Regions from separate parts of the Homo sapiens genome. Here region 1 is linked to region 2. A link is a loop called in an ENCODE intact Hi-C map of the cell type or tissue named here. Cell type or tissue: HCT116. All regions are shown on one strand. Each heading gives the region's core, and the rest is flanking DNA. Links, peaks and the distances in the headings are about the cores only.

The links. A loop is a pair of places that touch in the nucleus more often than their neighbours do. Peaks named below come from ENCODE experiments on the same cell type or tissue, not always from the same donor. Only the 100,000 strongest peaks of a DNase experiment are listed, where the experiment ranks them.
Region 1: it touches region 2 in a loop (2.8-fold over the local background); 2 of 110 quality-filtered maps call a loop at or near these places.

What each region holds. Positions count from the first base shown.
Region 1 is chr17:66,977,747-66,985,746 of GRCh38, forward strand. All of the region lies in intron 1 of CACNG4 (calcium voltage-gated channel auxiliary subunit gamma 4), which reads left to right. Among named protein-coding and RNA genes, the nearest start is that of CACNG4, 17 kb to the left of the region's middle. RefSeq lists enhancers at 386-963, 747-1,041, 964-1,540, 5,221-5,722, 7,642-7,901. In HCT116, for the core only: no CTCF peak of the experiment used is centred there; DNase peaks (open chromatin) are centred at 3,385 and 5,843; H3K27ac peaks cover 994 bases; H3K27me3 peaks cover 970 bases.
Region 2 is chr17:66,848,610-66,860,946 of GRCh38, forward strand. All of the region lies in intron 1 of CACNG5 (calcium voltage-gated channel auxiliary subunit gamma 5), which reads left to right. Among named protein-coding and RNA genes, the nearest start is that of CACNG5, 20 kb to the left of the region's middle. In HCT116, for the core only: a CTCF peak has its summit at 6,800 (motif pointing right); a DNase peak (open chromatin) is centred at 6,772; H3K27me3 peaks cover 520 bases.

The DNA of each region.
Region 1 (8,000 bases), core at 1-8,000, 130 kb after region 2:
TTGGAGAGCAGAATTACTTAAAACTGTGTCGTCCTTAGGTGTTTGTGGGGCACCTGCTGAGTGCCTGGCTTCAGGCCGGGCATTGTGGGCACAGAAAGCCCCCAGGGTATTTACTCTCTGGTTCTGGAGACCCTGGGGCACCAGCAGTAGGACAGACACCATACAGGGCACGATGTGGAGAGGGCAACAGAACACGTCCTAGACGTTAGGGGCTCCTCCCGGACGCCCTAAGGAGGCCTATCCCATAGGGTTGTCAGGAGAATCAGATGGGAAATACGCACAGGGCTCCCCGCACATCTGTCTCACCATAGACCTGAAATAAACAGCAACTCTTTTGCTTGGCATCTTGGAGAGGAGGTAGGATATGGTGATAAAGGGCCCAGATCCCAGAGTGAGTCAGGGTTTGAATCCAGGATCTGCCTCCTACTAGCTGTGGGGCCTTAAGCCAGTCATTGCACCTCCTTTGAACCTCAGTTGCTTTCTCTGCAATATGGGGTTGTTAGCGATACCTGCTATGCAAGTTTGCTGGCAGGAGTCGCGATAAAGTATCTAAGTGCTTGCTTTGGAGCTGGCATAACATGTGTTCAATGCATGTAGTTATTCTCATCTGCTAACCCAAAAAATACGTGGTACATGGGGACAGGGGAGGGGACCCAGAGTGAAGATGGGTCTCAGAGGAAGGGGGGCTTCGGTTCTTAATTCCCAGGGTTCCTCCTGCCCACTTCACCCCTCCCCCACACACCAAAGCACAGGCAAGAAAAGGACACAGATCCCCAAAGACTCCCTGAGGACATTTCAGGACACCCAGGCTCCCTTCCAGGGGCCGGACAGTCCGGCCAAGGCCATGTCACCAGCTCATCATTAACATGCGATGGGGGAGGGATGCCCCGTACTCGCTTCCGGCCCTCAGCTCTGAAAAGCCTGATAACAAGTGCACATTGACGGCCCAGGTTCCCCAGGGCGAGCACGCTGTCCCTGCCTCGCATCTGAGCCTTCGCCCGAGACATTTTCTCGCTTCAGCAGTTTGGCATGTCATACAAAGGGGCTCTGATTTTTCCTGATATCCAACTCCTCTTGCATGAAAAATGGCTTTGGTTGTCTTTCTGCCTGCGGATTCCTGAGCGTGAGTGGAGGCCAGATGCCTGGTGGGCAGAGTGTCCTCACTTGCTCAACCGTTTGGAGGATCTCCCGTCTTCTACCTTGTGGCCTGCGGCCTTGAGGTTCAGTCTCTGGGGGAGTTCCCTGCTGGCTGCAGGCCTGCCCCGCACCCTCCTTCCAGCCAACCCCCTTCCCTCACCCTGGTGGTTTCTGATGTGTCTCCAGTCTTCTTTGTGCTGCTGCCATTCGCACAGTCCCAGTCACCACACCCACACGGCCAACCTGAGGTTCCTTTTTGTGTGAGCATCCTCTGCAACCCAAACCCATTTTCCCCATTCCCCAGTGCCGCCTTCTCTTCCTCTCGTCCCTCTTTCTCTCCTTTCTTTCTTCCTTGTATTTCTAATTAATTCTTCCCCTTTTCCCTTTGAGTCTGCCATCTTTGTAAACCACGCAAGCCCTCTCCTGCTTCCTGTTCAAGTCAGTCTTTTGAGAGTTCTTGAAGCATTTCCTAGATAAAAATGTATTATTTTAACTCTGTGATTATTAGGAGGGTTATTAAACATGAAGAGAATTCTATTAAATGGCAAATTGAGTGAGCCAAAAACCCACAGATGTGGAACCTTTGAAGATCATCTGGTACGAAACAGATGTGACTGTACCAGTGGCTGCTTTATCAAGCTGGGAACAAATATTGGAAGGAAATTCACCAAAATGTTAAACTGATGGTCATGGGAATGAGGAGTGACTTATCTGATCTCCTTCTTCTTTCGAACTTCTGTGATGCAGAGAGGAAAAAATATAAACCCGATATTTAGATGAAAAGCATCCCAAGCCCAGTCTCCAGACAGATGAATGGGTGTGTATGCCGATTTGACACGGCCGGTGTTTGTTCTTTTCATGCTTTTTTTTTTTTTTTTTTTTTTGAGATGGAGTCTCACTCTGTAGCCCAGGCTGGAGTGCAGTGGCGCAATCTCTGCTCACTGCAACCTCTACCTCCTGGGTCCTGGTTCAAGTAATTCTCCTGCCTCAGCCTCCCAAGTAGCTGGGATTACAGGCATGTGCCACCATGCCCAGCTAATTTTTGTATTTTTAGTAGAGATGGGGTTTCACCATGTTAGCCAGGCTGGTCTTGAACTCCTGACCTCGTGATCTGCCCACCTCGGCCTCCCAAAGTGCTGGGATTACAGGCATGAGCCACTGCACCCAGCCTGTTCTTTTTATTCTTAAATGCATCCAGGAACACGCTCCCAGGCACTATGCCCAGCGACTTCTTGCCAGCATTTTATTACAGGCCACTTCTGACTTATAACCAAATTGATTCCTGGATCAAAGCCTTTGCAAGCCAACCACAGTTGAATCTTTATTTCCTGTCAGCACAATTTCCACATTGGGCTTCCATCCCTAGAAATCCATCTCCTACAATAAAAGTGCTAAAACTGACCATGAAAGTAAGTGAGAAGGAAATAAAACCCAGATCTATGCTTTTACAAACCTTTATCACATGTGTAAACCTAAGTACTTAATCGGAAAGCTGTGTCGTGAGAGGCCCCTCAGGGAGAATTTTTCTGCCTGAGTCAGATGGCTCAAGATTTCTTAATATGTGACTCCGATGAGGTTTGAGCAGAAGACGCTTGCTTTTTTAAATTATTTCCCTAGGAAACTGTCCTGTGGCAAGCTTAAGCAGGCTTCATTGCACCAAAAATCTTCAAACTCTTTAAAATAAAAGATTCTTTTACCTCAAAAATTTTCCATTGACAATTCCCTTTGTGTAAATTCTTTTTTTTTTTTTTTTTTTTGAGACTGAGTTTCACTCTATTGCCCAGGTTGGAGTGCAGTGGCACAATCTCATCTCCCTGCAACCTTCACTGGGTTCAAGCAATTCTCCTGCCTCAGCCTCCTGAGTAGCTGGAATTACAGGCGTGCACCACCACACCTGGCTAATGTTTGTATTTTCAGTAGAGACAGGGTTTCACCATGTTGGCCAGGCTGGTCTCAAACTCCTGACCTCAGGCAATCCGCCTGCCTCAGCCTCCCAAAGTCCTGGGATTACAGGCGTGAGCCACCGCACCCGGCCTTGTTAGAAACATCTTTGCATTTCTTCCAGAGGTTCCTCTAAAAGAACAAAAAAAAGAAAAAGTAAATAAAAAGAAAAAAATCTTTGCATGGTGAATACTGGAGGAAAGGCAGTTTCCAATGTGACTCGTGCGACCCTGAAACAATCCCTCACTCTTTGTGGCAGTGAGTCAGTTGACCCTTCAAATGTCCATCAATGCAGAGACACAAGCTTCCCCTTGTGTCTTTGTTGCCAGGTGCTCAGAATGTTACCTTCTGTTCTTAGCAAGAGTTTCAGTTAAGGCAGAAGCGCGAGGGAATATGGAAGGAGATGCTGATCAAGTCCAGCATCCTCCAGCTGAGATTCCCAGTACTAGGACTACAAAATTATCCCTCAGTTCTAATCAAATTTGCTACCTTCAGTAGTAATGTCTGTTCCTTTCTTCTTGCTCAGTCTTTCCTATAGCTGAAAACAAAGCAATCATCTTCGACCCTTAATAGCCCTTCATATTCTTGCAAGCAGTTTTTTTGGGTTCTTCTTTGGTCTACCCATCTCTGGAGGAAAGGGAAGGAAATTTACCTGGTTTTTTGTTTTGAAACCTAGTTGCTTTCTCTAGACTGTGGCTTGAAACATACAAGCCTTTGTGCAAAGCACTGGGTCAGGGTTGGGGGTGCTGGGGCCGAGAGAACCACAGGAGACCCACTCTGTTTGTCACCAGTGGCCTCTTGAGCCGCCCGTGAGTAGGACGGTGCTCAGGCGAGCCCGGCAAGGTCCCCTCCGCCCTAGCTGCTTATCCATTCAACACCCTCCTGCTGGCTCCTCTGTTTAGAGTCCAGAATTATGAATAGTTTAAAAAATAAGAGCAAATGCCTGCTGAGCCCTTGCTATGCACCAAGCACATTAGGTATTATCTCAAGAACTTTCCATATGTTATCTCAACTTATCTTTGTAACAGCTATAATTTCACACTAGTTAATTACTTAACTATGATTTAATCAGATTTCAGGTATATTATTGCAGAAAGAGAGCTAACTCTTATAAAAAAAAATTTTTAGAGATACGGTCTCACTCTGTCACACAGGCTAGAGTGCAGTGGTGGGATCATAGTGTGTCCAGAGTTGATTCATTCTGATAGGTTTATGGGCTCGCTGACCTCAAGAATGAAGCCATGGACGTTTGCGGTGAGTGTTACAGCTCTTAAAGGTGGCACGGACCCAAAGAGTGAGCAGCAGCTAGATTTACTGTGAAGAGTGAAAGAACAAGCTTCCACGAGTGGGAGGAGACCCAAGCGGATTGCCGCTGCTGGCTAGGGTGGCCAGCTTTTATTCCTTTATTTGTCCCCGCCCATGTCCTGCTGATTGGTCCGTTTTACAGCATGCTGATTGGTCCATTTTACAGTGTTGATTGGTTCGTTTTACAGAGTGCTGATTGATCTATTTTACAGAGTGCTGACTGGTCCATTTTACAAACCTCTAGCTAGCCACAGAGTGCTGATTGGTGTGTTTTTACAGAGTACCAATTGGCGCATTTTACAAACCTGTAGCTAGCCACAGAGCGCTGATTGGTGCATTTTACAAACCTCTAGCTAGCTACAGGGCGTTGATTGGCGTGTTTTACAATCGTAGCTACAGAGTGCTGATTGGTGCATTTTACAATCCTCTTGTAAGACAGAAAAGTTCTCCAAGTCCCCACTCAACCCAGGAAGTCCAGCTGGCTTCACCTCTCAATAGCTCACTGTGGCTTTGAATTCCAGGGCTCAAGCAATCCTCCCACCTCAGCCTCTTGAGTATCTGGGACTGCAGACGTGCACCACCATGCCCATCTAATTTTAATTTGTTTATAGAGATGAGGTCTTGCTCTGTTGCCCAGGCTGGCTTCAAACTCCTGGGCTCAAGCGATCCTCCTGCTTCAGCCTCCCAAGTAGCTGGATTTACAGGCACAAGCCACCATGCTTGGCTATGAGAGCAAACTCTACTGTGGTTCCTATTAGGTGCCAGGGATTGCCCTGTGCACTTTATATAGATTAACTTGCTTAATCCTCCGCCAGCCTGTGAGGCAGGTGCTAGCACTACTTCCATGGTGTAGATGCAGAAACTGAGGCACGGGGAAGTTAAGCAGCTTGCCCAAGGCCCCGGAGCCAACAAGTGGTGAAGTCAGAATTGAAACCCAGGCTGTCTGGCTTCAGATTCCATTCTCTTCATTCGGCTATACCTCTTCCCAGTTGATAACAGTGGTAGCTATGACATGAAAATCTCTGCAGGCACTTTGCAGAGTTCACTTCCTCCTCACAATGCAGCATGGATGGCACTCCCCTTGTGGGAGACTCACCAGCCTGTGACACCCCCCAGCACCTGCACCCAGGTCTCCAGCCCCAAAGCCCCTGGCAAGATCTTTCTCAGCCCCATGCTAAAAACAGTCACATGCCTGCTGCACGCTGGGGAAAAGGCGAGGTTGTGGGGTGGCTCAGTGTGCTGCGAATATCCAAAATAACCCATGGTGACCCCAGGAATCTGGGGCCACAGTGAAGGCTACCCAGGCTGGAGGAGGAGTTTAGATGGGAAGAGAGCAGGACCCGCCCCTCAGGTGTGTCCCCGTGGTTGCCAGATGCTGGCTGTGGGCTGGGCTGGCACAGCAGGCTTCTTGGAGGAGGTGGGCACAGCGTCGTGACCAGAACAACGCACGATGCCAGGCCCCAGGTCTGACTCATGCAGTCTAAAGAGAAAGGATTCTGCTGTCAGACTGAGGGCGGCTCTTCAGATGGGGCACTCTCCGCAAAGAAGGTGAAAATCATTCTGCTCGAGACAGATCCTTTAAGAAGACATTAACCATGCACTTCAAAGCCCTGGAACCCATGTTTTGCAGGGGCTGCCACCCACTGGCACACTTTCACACCCAGGTTCTGGTTGTTGGCATTCACGTGGTGACTCCCAGCTCGCACAAAGCAGATAGAAAAACAGGCTGATCATACTGTGTGTTTCCATTCATACCCTGTTCAAAAGCAGGCAAAACGAATGCAAGGCAGCGGAGCTCAGCACAGTGGCTCCCTTTGTGGGCTGTTGTCTGGGAGGGTGCAAGGTGTGTGAACAATGTTCTATATTTTGATCAGGGTGCTGGTTATACGGGTGTAGACACATGTTCATCTAACTGCACCCTTAGGATTACTCTCTGTAGATTATCTTCAGTAAAAATTAAAAATAGTAGCCAGCTGCAATGGCTTGAACCTGTAATCCTAGCACTTTGGGAAGCCAAGGCAGGAGGATCACTAGAGGCCAGGAGTTCAAGACCAGTTTGGCAACATAATGAGACCCCGTTTCTAACAACAACAAAAAATTAATTAGCTGGACATGGTGGTGCACACCTTTAGCCCTAGCTACACAGGAGGCTGAGGTGGGAGGATTGCCTGAGCCCTGGAGTTTGAGGCTGCAGTGAGCCACCACTGCACTCCAGCTCTGGGCAATAAGCAAGACCCTGTCTCAAAACAAAAACAAAAAACAAATATAGGTCTGGGATGACAAAGACTCACAGATGGCCTGCCACCAGCCTGCACCCGCCCCCATTCATCCCCAACTGCTGGCCTGTATTTTCTTCAGTCCTAGGTGATCCAGCAAATACTAGTCGAGAATGTGTGTGCCTAGCCCTGTGCTATGTTCTGGGGACTCGTTCATTCATTCATTCAGCACTTATTTTTGCACCCAGCCTCTTGGGAACAGGGTTTGACCTTCTGGAGGAGAAAGATACTCCTGTATCTGCAGATTCTGAGACTCGGAGCTGTTCAGAATGACATGACCTCCCACTTGTTCCTGCCTCGCCATCTGCTTGTGCTGTCTCTCATGGGATCCTCATAACCCCACAGGAAGGTGGGTTCTGTCACCCTGGATTCTTCACCCAGAAGGCGAAGCAGCAGGGGCAGAGTTTGACTTGAACCCGAGCCTGAGTTTAGCCTCGAGCCTGAGCCTGCCTCAGGGTCCCCAGGGTTACCAGGCTGGGAGTCTGTGCTGACAACAAGCCCAGTGTCATTCTGCTCACCTCGACCTCATCCTTGGGGAAATGCCCCACTGAGCTGAGCACACCAGCTCAACGAGACCAGACCAAAGGGTGGCAGGGGACTGACATGGTTGGGGTGAGGAGGGTCTGACCCAAGGGCAAAGAATGGCCTTGCTTCTCTGAGACCGTCCTCTCTCCCAGCCTGGGCAGCTGTGATCGGGAGATACTGCCTGGTACCCTGCTCTGGGGGGCTCCCACCACCCGCCCTCATCCTGCCTTATCTGTTTCCAACTCCCTACCTGCATTTTCTTAGTCTCTATTCAAATCCAGAAAATGCTCATTGAGGATTTGAAAACTAAATCCCAGGCTGAGTCCTGGGCACTCCCAGATTCATTCATTCATTCATTCAGCAAATATTAATATTGAGTGTCTGCTACTGCTCAAGCAGCATTCGAAGTGATAGGGAAAGTTTTCTTCATAGCAGAGAATAAAACAGACAGCAATTCAGTAATGAGTCTATTGTCCAAGAGAGACAAACAAAAAGCAAGAAAAGAAAGGAGTGTCAGGGTGAGGCTTGTGATGTTAGAGTGTCATTTGTCTTAGTGCACTCAATTCCAGGGAGGCTTGGCCTCTATCAGCCTGGGAAAGTCCCGGGGGGCTTCCCAGAGGAGGCAACATTACTCTTGTCTTGCAGAATGTGTAAGAGTTCCCCAGGCAGGGGAATATACAGAGGCACACGTCTTCCTTCCTGAATGCACACATGCAGTCTCCTATTCATTCTTTATTCATCCAGCAGACATTTTATGGAGCACCCAGATGAAAAGTAGAATCCTGTCCTGTTCCTCAAAGAAATCAGCGTCCAGTG
Region 2 (12,337 bases), core at 1,858-9,857:
TTGAAGGCGTTTGAGTCCGAGTTGGGTAGGAGAATTTTACCTTGGCAGGGGAGACGAATTTGAGGTCCTGGTAGTGGCCCTGCTCCCCTCCTTGGACCTTCTCCCCCAGCCCCTACCCCAGCTGGTGACCCAAGTTCAGACCCTGCTGAGCAGACCCCAGCGCTGGATGCAAGGAGAAGCCAGGACGTCTGACCTTGACCTTGGGATTAACAGTGTTTTACCCAGTGCTTTCCTATGGGGCTGTGACCTCCTTGGCTCCTTCGAGTAAGCCTAGGAAGATGGCATTATGGGTGACACAGACGCTGAGAGGGGTGTCCTCCCCAGGAAGGCCAGGGCAGGACCTGAACTTTGTGCTTTCTGGAGTGCAATCAGATGAATAGGCTGCCGCCGTGTGCATTGATTGAGTGCTTGTTGTCAGCCCTAGAGCCGGGAGGCCATGGCTGCCCATTAAGGGAGTACCGCGGGGTTCACCCAGCTTCAAGATCAATTCATGTCAAAACTGCAGCCAACATTTTCCCCATCTGCCTCTGCGGAGGGAAATAAACCAGGGGAGGCAGAATACAGAGACATCATTCCCGGTGATCAATTTCCTCCACCCCCTCTTCCCTCCGGATGGGAACGGCCGTCTCCATCCTGATGGATGCATTGTTGTGGGGAGGGTGAGGAACACTCATCCTCTGAGGCACCCGGGGTTGGGGGCAGGGGTGGGGGGAGCCGCACTGGGACGGGAGGGGCAGAGGAGGAGGAGGCCAGCAGGCCCGATGGAGCCAGCCCAGGAAGGCAGGGCAGGAACGCAGAAGGCAGCAGTGTTCCCACCCCGGGAGGGCAGATCCAGCAGTGGGGTGGTGGCCAGGAGCCCCTCACTCAGGGTGCCCAACCCTGAACCTTGGGATTACACTTCCTGGCTGAGTGGCCTTGGGCTGTGTTCTGGGATCTGCCTGGGGAATGCACCCTACCTCTGCAGGCTGAATGGCTGAACACAGGTGGGGGACCACATCCCAGAAGGCACAAAGTTCAGGTCCTGCCCTAGCCTCCCTGGGCAGGACACCCCTCTCAGCCTTCGTGTTCTCACAGGTGAGACGGATCACGCCACCCACAATGTCATCTTCCTAGGCTTGATGGAAGGAGCCACGGAGGTCACAACCCCATAGGAAAGCATTGGGTAAAACACTGTGAATCCCAGGGTCAAGGTCAGGCAATGGAGGCGCACACACCTCTGTGACGTATCCTTTCTCCCTCTTGCCTGATGATTCTGCCGTTGCCTTTCCAAGCTCCTGGGTGTGTGATCTTTTTGCGGTCAAGTGGTGAAAAGATACAGTTTAGATCACTGTGAAGGTCTAGAAATTAAATAATTAAGGAAGAAGAATTAAAATCCCCTGGTGCTTCAGGAGGTGGGTCCCGGTACAACTGCCAGTCAATCCAGCCTGGAGCCAAGTTCAGCAGATCACAAAGGGGTCAGGAGAGGTGAGAAAGCCCCTGCAGCCAGGCTGCCCCTTGGCTCTCAAAAGCAGGCTGCAAGTGTACTCCACCCCAGCCTGTCTTCCTGCCCTGCATTCTGCAACCCTTCTGTGTCTTCCCTTGAAAGACTTCTCCCCATCCCTGCTCTTTTGGCCTCAGACTGAAATGGACTGGGGGAGGGGGTCTGAGACCCCATTAATGGCCTGTTGAGCTCCCTGTGACTTGGGCATTTGCAGACAGAGGTCAGTTGTCCATTAAACGATGGAACTGAGCACTCCACTTAGCAGTGTATATGGGACACAGTTAAATAATGAAACAAAAATAGAACATTGCAAAAGCCTGGGGCAGGCTGGCTTGTGCCCCAGGAAGAAGCAGAGAAAGCCATCCCAGGGAGAGGGGAGGAAATTCACTGTTGGCCTCCCTCTTCCATGAAATGCTCTGGTTTAAAGTATATTTTTTTTTTACATATAGGTTATCTTTTATTGATTTTTAAAATTAAAGTTCACATATATATATACATACACAAATACATACACACACACACACACACACACAATGCAGTTGGAAAAATAATTTGTGCTCATTGCAGCACACTGGGAAATGCAGAAGAATAGAAAGAGGCAGGTTTTCCTCCTCTCCTCCATCCATAATGTGGGGTTGGGGGTGTTAGAGCTTTCCAATACCACCCCTAGGAAAGGGAGGGGGATGAAAAATATGTACTGAATTTGAGAGTTCTAGTTTTGGCAACAGAGTACCAACTGTCAGCACTTCAGAAGGTTTTAAAATACATCATTGACTTATAAGAGAGAAGGAAATCCCCAGGGAACTGAAACTCAAAGCCTTGAGCATGTGAACTAATACTAAGGAGAACCAGGGGGTACTGGATCCAGATATGTGCCATCATAGCTCAAGTCTGGAATTTTAATGCCTACCCATGGACTGTAAAACGTGGTCTTGGGCCCCCGCAAGGCCAGAAGTTCGCACTGAGACTCCCCCTCCATGAAGGGGAGGCTAAAATTTGCCAACTACCAGCCCAAAAAATTGCCAGGACATTTAGATCTGCCCAGATTCTCTAGGAAGGTGGAGGAGGGTCTCCTCCAAAAAAAACAAAGACCGAAGAATGAGCTGCCCACAGGTACAGAATCTAAGTTTCTAACGCCCCCCAGGGGGAGAAATCCTGAGCTAAGAATTTAATGTAAAATCAGATCCTGGATTGATGGAACTTCTAGCTCACCCAGCTGAATCAAATCCAAAACCACTTTCCAGAGACTCTTCCAGGACCCAGAGTACATAGGATTCCCATGGGGATGGTTGAGGGGAAGCCTTGCTGAAGATGAGCTCACAATAAAAATTACAGACCACATGAGAGCATGGTTTAACCTTGAGGCAACTTAGTACAGACAGCAAATGGGGAAATTAGCATTTCAAAAACATGGTTGTAGAACAGTGTGGAAAAGTCTATAAAATAAATCCAATGTGTTTAAAACAACAAGGAGGAGTAGAAACCATATTAAAATAACAGAGCAGATTTCTAATCAGCAACAATGAAATAAAGATGAACAACAAAATCTAGAGCTTGTTGTTTGTAAGAGCTGAATAAAATTGCCCAAACTGAGGAAATACCGGAAAGGGAAAAAGAGAGAGAAAACACAAACAATATTGGGAACGAGAAAAAGACCAAAATGATATGTGGGATAATCATTATTTAACACCTAAGAGAATATCATGAAAGAGTTTATGCAAATATGGGTGACTTTCTGGGAAGTCACTCAAAAAGAAATAGAAAACCTAAATAGATTGTAGCCATTAACACAATTGATAATGGTTAATCTTAGGTCTTGATCCAAGTGGATTCAGGGATACTTGGATAGCTGATAAAGCATTGTTTCCAGGTGTGCCATGAGGGCGTTTTGGCAGGAGATTGGCATGTGAGTTGGATCGAGTAGGAAAGATCCACTCTCAGTGTGGATGGGCACCATCTAATCGGCTGGGGCCTGGATAGAACAAAAAGGCAGGGGACAGGCAAATTTGCTTTCTTTCCCCTGGAGGTGGGACACCACCTTTCTTCTGCCCTTGGACATCAGAACTTCAGGCTTTCTGGTCTTCGGACTCTGAGACTTGCACCAGCAGCCTCCCAGGTTCTCAGGCCTTTGACCTCAGAATGAGAGTAGCGCTGTAGGTCTTCCCTGGTTCTGAGGCTTTCAGAGTTGGGCTGAGCCACAGTGCTGTTATACCTGAGTCCACAGCTTGCAGGCGGCCTGTTGTGGGAATTCTTAGTCTCCATAATCATGTGAGCCAATTCCGGCAGCAAATCCCCTCTCATATATGTATATATCACCTCCCATTTCTCTCTCTCTGGAGAACCCTAATAGAAAATTGAAGCAGAATTAAAATATACCCACAAAAAGAAACAGGCCCACATGGTTTTACTTGGCAAGTTTTACCAAACCTTTAAGAAACTGAAAATTGCTGTTTTATGCAAACTTATTTAGAAAGTGAATATCACTTTTAAAAAGGTATAATTAGTATATAATGAAATGTATCACTTCTAGGTATACACTTTGATAAATGTGTAATCATGATAATATAGAACATTTCAATCACCTCGAAAAAGTATCTTGTGCCTCTTTGCAGCTAATGCCCTGCCCTCTGCTGATCTGCTTTCTCTTCCTATAGTTTTGGCTCTTCTACAAGTTCATATAAAGGAAATCATACAATATGTAGTCTTTTCTGTCTGAACTCTTGCCTGCCTGCCTTCTTCCCTTCGCTTCCCTTTTCCCTCCCTCCCTCCCTTCCTTCCTCTCTCTTTCTCTCTCTTTTTCTCTTTCTCTCTTCTCTCTCTTCTTTCTCTCTTCTCTTTCTCTCTTGTCTTTCTCTCTTCTCCTCCTCTCCTTCTCTCCTCCTTCTCTCTTCTCCTTCTCTCTTCTCTTTCTCTCTTCTCTTCTCTTCTCTTCTCACCATCTTGCCTAGGCTGGTGTCAAACTCCTGGGCTGAAGCAATCCTCTCACCCTGGCTTCCCAAAGTGCTGGGATTACAGGTGTGAGCAACCATGCCCAGCTGTGTCTGGACTCTCATTTGGCCTAATGCTTTCAAGATATCACCCATGTAGTTGTATACATGAGTAGTTTATTCCTTTGTATTGCGGAGTAGTATTCTATATACCACAGTTTGTTTATCTATTCACCAGTTTTGGACACTGGGGTTGTTTCTAGTTTGGGACTATATGAATCAAGCTGTACTCGGGTGTAAGTCTTTATGCAACCACAAGTTTTCATTTTTCTAGGAGTTCCACCTAGGAGTAGAATTTCTGGTTGTGTGGCAAGAGCATGTTTGACTTTACAAAAAGCTGCAAAACTGCTTTCCAAAGCAGTTGTACCATTTTGCATTTCTACCAGCAACATATGAGAGCTGCAGTTTCTCCAAACCTTCTCCAATATTTAGTATGGCCAATCTTTTTAATTTTAGCCATTCTAGTATGTGCGTAATGGTATCTCATTGTGGTTCAACTGAAACTTTGATGATGAAACTAAACAGATTAAGAGTATATATGTAAGACAACAAAAGCAAGCTATGTCCCAGTAATGCATGGGTTGTTTAACATTACAAAATCTATAAATATAATTGAAATAAGCACATTATTTCAATAAATGCAGAAAAACATATGGTAAAAATCAATATAATTATAAAACAAACAAAAACAAAAACAAAACCTCTTTGCAAACAGAGAACTTCCTTACCCTGATAAGCTGTATTTTCAACAAATATCATATGTAACGGTAAAATGTTAGAATCATTCTCTTTCAAATTAGACAAGAATATCACTATCATCACTTTTATGTCATCGAGTCCCTAAGTGCACCAAGACAAGAAAAAAATGAGGTATCAGAATTAGAATGAAAAACTACAAAACTGTCAATATTCACAGGCTATATGCTCATCCTCATAGAAAATCCAAAGGAACATTATGCAGCAAAGTTACTAGATGCAAGACCAACATATGTAAATCAATAATAGTACAATACATTTAATTTAAATTTAAATTTAAGAATGTCTGAAAAGTTAGCATTAAAAAAGTGAAAAGGCCGGGTGCGGTGGCTCACGCCTGTAATCTCAGCACTTTGGGAGGCCGAGGCGGGTGGATCACAAGGTCAGGAGATCGAGACCATCCTGGCTAACATGGTGAAACCCCGTCTCTACTAAAAATACAAAAATTAGCCGGGCATGGTGGCGGGCACCTGTAGTCCCAGTTACTTGGGAGGCTGAGGCAGGAGAATGGCGTGAACCTGGGAGGCAGAGTGCAGTGAGCCGAGATCGCGCCACTGCACTCCAGCCTGGGTGACAGAGCCAGACTCCAACTCAAAAAAAAAAAATAGTGAAAAGATTGGGAGGCTGAGGTGGGTGGATCACTTGAGGTCAGGAGTTCGAGACCAGCCTGGCCAACATGGTGAAACCCCATCTCTACTAAAAACACAAAAAATTAGCCAGGCATGGTGGTGGGCGCCTGTAATCCTAGCTACTCAGGAGGCTGAGGCAGGAGAATTGCTTGAATCTGGGAGGCAGAGGTTGCAGTGAGCCAAGATCGCGCCACTGCACTCCAGCCTGGGAAACAAGAGCAAGACTCTGTCTCAAAAAAAAGAAAGAAAAAAGAAAAGAAAAACTGTAGACTGTGCAGAACGTTTCAGCACATACATATGGCAAAATATTAATATCCACAACACCTCAAGAACTCCTATAGATGAATAAGAAAGAAGATGAAGAATCCAATAGAAAAAAAAATGGGAAAAAGACATGAACAGGCATTTCACAGAAAAGGGAAGAGAAAAATAGCCAAACATAAAAAGATACCCCATATCACCGGCAATCATAGAAATGCCAGTTGAGATGACAATGGAATATCATTTGATTCTCACTGTGATTGATAAAATTTAAGATATGTGACAATACCAAATGTTGGTGAGGATATGAAGGCCTGAGAATTCTTACATACTGCAGGTGGTAGAACTACATTGAAAAACAATTGGCGTTGCCTAGCAGAATAAAGCCCATTTCACCCCTTAAACACCCCCCAATACAGGGATCATGTTATTGCCACCGTTTAATATCTTTACTGAATGAGACTCAGAAAGCTCAAGTGTCTTGTCAGAGTTCACATAAGCTGCAATGTTCCCGATTCTTTTCTTTTTTCTACTCTCTTAACAGGCAGCGATTCTCTGAGCGGCTTTGCGGCAGGAATGGGAACCCTAAATCTGCCCTTAATTGGCCCCAGGCCCGGGGCCTCTGTCCTGGCTGTGCCTTCAGGCTCTTCAGGTCTCTGGGCCGCACCACCATGTTCAACCGACAGGGGGCGACCTCTTCCCTGGTTGGGCATTGCCCCTTAGCTCCAGGAAGACAGCTCCAGGAAACTCCTTAATTTTAAAAAGAGGAATGATCATTATGTCATTAAATTAAAAAGTTGTGCATATGTATTTTTTTTTGAGACAGAGTCTCACCCTGTCACCCAGGCTGGAGTGCAGTGTTGCGATCTCGGTTCACTGCAACCTCTGCCTCCAGAGTTCAAGTGATTCTCCTGCCTCAGGCTCGGACCACGCCTGGCTAATTTTTGCACTTTTAGTAGAGACGGGGTTTCACCATGTTGGTCAGGCTGGTCTTGAACTCCTGGCCTCAGGTGATCTGCCCGCCTTGGCCTCCCAAAGTGCTGGGATTACAGGCGTGAGCCACCGCACCCGGCCATGCATATGTATTTAAAAAAATCAAGGAAAAGAAACTGAAGTAGAAAGGATAGACACATTCATCCACAATCCTATTATCAAAGTAACTATTATTAATATTTTTACACTCATCATCCCACATTTTAAAAGATTCTTTTTTAGGAATTAGCAAACAAACTATTGATGCTTTGTATCCCAACATTTTGTTGTTGTTGTCGTTTAACATTACCTTGCCACATTTTCCGTCAATGACTACATAATAGTCCCTTGAGTGGGTAAACCATAGTTCCTATAACTCTTCTTTGCAGAGAGGCATGTTGGTGGCTTTGAGCACTGTGCTATTATCAACAACAGTGAATCAACATTTTTGTGTATTTTGTACTTGTGTTTATATTTTTTAGTAGCAATTCCCAGAAGTAGAATCACTGGAACCAAGAGAGATGAAAATGCTTAACGCTCAACCAAATTGCTTTCCAAAAGAGTGAAATACTTTTATGCTCCTGCCAGCAGATAATGGAAGTTATTGTTTCAGAGGTGAAATTTTTTAAATAATTAAACTTTTGATTTTGAGATACTGTAGATTCACATGCAGTTGTTGGAAATATACTGAGAGACTCAATGTAGTTTTTTACCCAGTTTCACCCAATGGCAACATCTTGCAAAATTATAGTACAAAGGGATATCCTGGTAACCAAGATGCTGACATTGATATAGTCAAGGATATAGAAAATTTCCAACATAACAAGGATCCCTCGTGTTGCCCCCCCGCCTTTTTTTTTTTTTTGAGACAGAGTCTCGCTCTGTCGCCCAGGCTGGAGTGCAATGGCGCTATCTCGGCTCACTGCAATCTCCGCCGCCCAGGTTCAAGCAATTCTCCTGTCTCAGCCTCCCGAGCAGCTGGGATTACAGGTACATGCCACCATGCCTGGCTACTTTTTTGTATTTTTAGTAGAGACAGGGTTTCACCATGTTGGCCAGGCTGGTCTCAAACTCCTGACCTCAGGTGATGCACCTGCCTCAGCCTCTCAAAGTACTGGGATTACAGGTGTGAGCCACCACACCTGACCTCGTGTTGTCCCTTTATAGCCACACTGGCCTCTTCCTCTCTCCCCTCTCTGTCCCTGACCCTAACAACCACTAATCTGTTCTCCATTTCTTTATTTTTGTCATTGCAAGAATGTTATATAAGTGGAATCATGAAGTGAAGTTTTAAAGAAAATTATCATCAAAAACAAATAAACTTATCAATAGAAGAAATATAGAAAACACATTTTTATTTCAATTTTTAAGTTTTTTTTTTTTTTTTTTTTTTTTGATAAGGTCTCACTCTGTCACCCAGGCTGGAGTGCAGGGACACTACAGCCTCCTCCTCCCCGTGGCTCAAGGGATCCTCCTACCTAGCCTCTCAAGTAGGTGGGACTGCAAATGCATGGGCTATCTTTAGATTTTTTGTAGAGACAAGGTTTCACTATATTACCCAGGCTGGTCTTGAACTCCCAACCTCAAGCGATCCTCCCACCTTGGCCTCCCAAAGTGCTGGGATTATAGGCATGAGCCACCTTGCCTGGCCTGAGAACACGTTTTTAAACTGGCTGGTCCGTACACCAGCACTGTCCAATAGGAATGTAATGCAAGCCACATGATGTAACTGAAAGTTTTTTATAGCCACTCTAAAAAAGTATAAAGACACAGGTTAAATTAATTTTAATAATATATTTTATTTAGCCCAATATGCCATTTCAGCATGTGATCAATGTTTTTTAAATCACTGAGATAGTTTACATTCTTTATTCATACTACATCTTAGAAATCTGGGGTATGTGTTCATACTTACCGCATGTCTCACTTTGGACTTACCACGTTTCCAGTGCCCAAGAACCACCTGTGGCTGGCTAGTGGCCGCCATATTGGGAAGCTCCGCTCTAGTCCAGATTAGACCAAAATCAGATCATGAGTGCATGGTCTGCATATCTTTAGGCCTGTGGGGGACCTCACATGGGCTAGTGGCTCTTAGCCTTGGCTGCACATTAGAATCAACTGAGAGTTTTACAAAACACTAATATCCGGTCCCAGCCCACTCCATCCCACCCCCAGAAGGTCACATATAGTTGGTCTCAGAAGCAACTCAGCATTGGGATTATTTTAAATCCCCCCAGATGACACTCATGGGCAGCGGGAATTAAGGACCATTGATATATGGGTTTGGGGTTGGGTTCTATCCAATCCTGTCTGGGCATGGGCTCCTGGGAGAGGTCATGGGCACACCATGCCTTTTCTCCTCTCAGTTCCTTACCTGACTTCTTGGAAAGCAGACACTTTCCTCTCTAGCAGCTTCTGGGAGGTTCTGGGCTTTCTGGCCTTGCAACATCCTGCACCTCCCCGGCCCACCCCAAATCTCTGCCTCCTTCATCTAGAGGCTGGTTTTAGACTGGGGTGCACACAAGCTTCCCAACCCATGAGTGCCATCTTCTGAGGCCCAGTATTTTCCACCCTGGGCTCAGCCAGCCTGGTGGTCAACCTTGCCTCCTTTCTGGACCCGGGAGTGAAGACAGCCATTTGATGACAGCCCAGGGCCTACATCCTTATAGCAGCTCTGCAGAGGGACAGCCATTCCTGTATTATTGATGAGGCTCTGAGTGGCTGAGTGAGTTCCCCGATAGCCCCAGCTCCTCAACTCGCAGGACTAACAGTCCCAGGCCTGGGCCTCCCCCACCCGCCACGCTCTCCCCAGCACCTCTGCATCTGCCTGATGGGATCTCCAGCTGAGCGGCAAGCAGGAGGGGTGGCATGAGCCAGGCTGAGGTTAACGCTTGTCCTGCCTTGCACTTCTTTTTCCAGACCAGTGCTCTCCGATGCCCAGCAGCACATTGCTGGCTGAGGAACAGGGCAAGCTGCAGCCCCCCCTCCCTCCCCCCACCTTCTCACCAACTGTCTCCCAGGGGCCCCCTGAAGAGTGAAATCTCCCCCTGCATCCTGGCAGTGGTGTCCCTCCCCAGGCCTCTTATTCTGCCATCCAGTCAGGAGATAGTAACCACTCTTTAAAGTGACTCTTGAGAGATGAATTCAAGATACTCACAATGTTCTTTAAAGAGAGGTGGTCAAGGTGTGAATACCTTGAATTCATCACTCAAGAGTCACCAGTCATCTGCCAAGGCACAGCCTTGTGGTGACAGCAACCGCACCCTCCAAGGGCCACCTTCCAGGGCCATGAGAAGCGATGGCCTTTGCTGTGGCTCCTATATGACCTTGGGCTTCCTCACTCGTAGGGACATGCTCCAACCCAGGCAGCCAGGCGCTCAGCTGTGCTCAGACACCTTTTCATCTGAAGTCACGGGGGCAGAGATGGGGAGGAGAAAACACCAAGTTGAGAACTGACTCCTCTGAGAAATACATCATCCATTGTAAAGTTTTTTTCTCTCCTTCTGCATCTAGTTCAAGAGCCTCGCCCTGAAGTAGCTGGTACATCATTTCTCTTTTTGTACTCATGTTTGTGGGGCTAGAACTCAGGGCTTATGGCTGTTGTGTCTGGACCCCCAGCAACCTGTCTAGTTCCTCTGTTTGACTCAGTTTTGGGGGAGAAGCGGAGGGATAGAGTGTGGTGGAGGGAAGGAGAGGTTTGGGTATGTGTCCTACATATCATTAGAATCCTGGTTTACAGTAAAATGTGCTGGAGGCAGGAAAACGATGCTGGGAGGAGGTATTTATAGAAGCGCATCACAGTGCTTTGTAACCTGGCAGGGCCTTATTTGGTTGTCTTGTGAGAATCCTCCTTGGGCAGCACCGTGTTTCTCTTGAGGGGCGTGTCTTCTGCACGGCGCCGAGGCTGGCTCCAAGTACATCCTAGAGAGCTTTGCTAAAGCCAGATTGGTTTCCCTCCCCAGGCTTCTCCAATCCCTCCTTCCTCCCTTCACCCCAAAAGGAAGAATCAGCAGAAAAATACATTTTCTCTTGAAACAGAAATACTAGCTCTAATCATGGAGGGGGCTGGGCATGATCAAGAATAACTCAGTGTCCAGCAAGAAACACTCGGTTACTTTCTCCCCTCTCCCTCCTCCTTCTCCTCCCCCTTCCCCTCTTCTCTCCCTCTCCACCCTCTCCTTCCTCCCTTCTTCCTTCTTCTCCACCTCTTCCATAATCACTATTTTGTAAGGAAAATGCTGGGTTCGTCCATCCACCCGCATGATGCAAAGGCCCAGGAGAAAAGGACTTGAATCTTTAGCTCACTTATCTTAGGCAAGAAGCTGATACTGTTGAGAAAAATCAGGTCAGAGTTTCCATTTGCCATTCAGGAATCTCTGTTTTTCAGAAGTGAGAGTTTTCAAGGTGGTGAGCTAAGCATTCTGTCCAAGCTTACCTATGCAACCCCACGAGAACCAGGCTGAGAGGTGAATGAGAGACAGTTTAGTATAGCAGATAACTGGGCTAGATTGCTGGGTTCAAATCCCAGCTCCCCCAGTTTCTAGCTGGGTAAAGCAAAAAGCTTTACCATTCTGTGTCCCAACCTCCTTATCTGTAAAGTGGGGACAATAAGCTTGATAAAGATGAGCTATGCCACACCCAGACACATCATAGTCAAAATGTCAAAAGACAAAGATAAAATCTTGAAAGCTCGGAGAGAAATGTGGTTCATCACACACAAGGGAACTCCCCTGTAAGAGTAAGAACTGACTTCTCATCAAACACACTGGAGTCAAGAAGGCAGTGGGTCCGTCTATTTAAAGTGCTGGAAGAAAAAAAAAATATTGTCAGCTGAGAATCTTATAGCAACAAAACGATCCTCCAAAAATGAAGATGGAATGAAAATACCCCAGATAAACAGAAACTGAGAGAATGTGTTGCTGGAAGAGCCACTTGACAGAAAAAAAAAAAATGCTAAAAGAAGGTCTTCAGACTGAAAGCAAGTGACATCAGACATTAATTTGAATTCTCATAAAAAACAGAGAGGACCAGTGAAGATAATTATGTAGATCAAGCTTGTCCAACTCATGGCCCATGGGCTGCATGTGGCCCAGGACAGCTTTGAATGCAGCCCAACACAAATACGTAAACTTTCTTAAAACATTATATAAGACTTTCTTGACATTTTTTTTTTTTTAGCTCATCAGCTATCATTAATGTTAGTGTATTTTATGTGTGGCCCAAGACAATTCTTCCAATGTGGCACAGGGAAG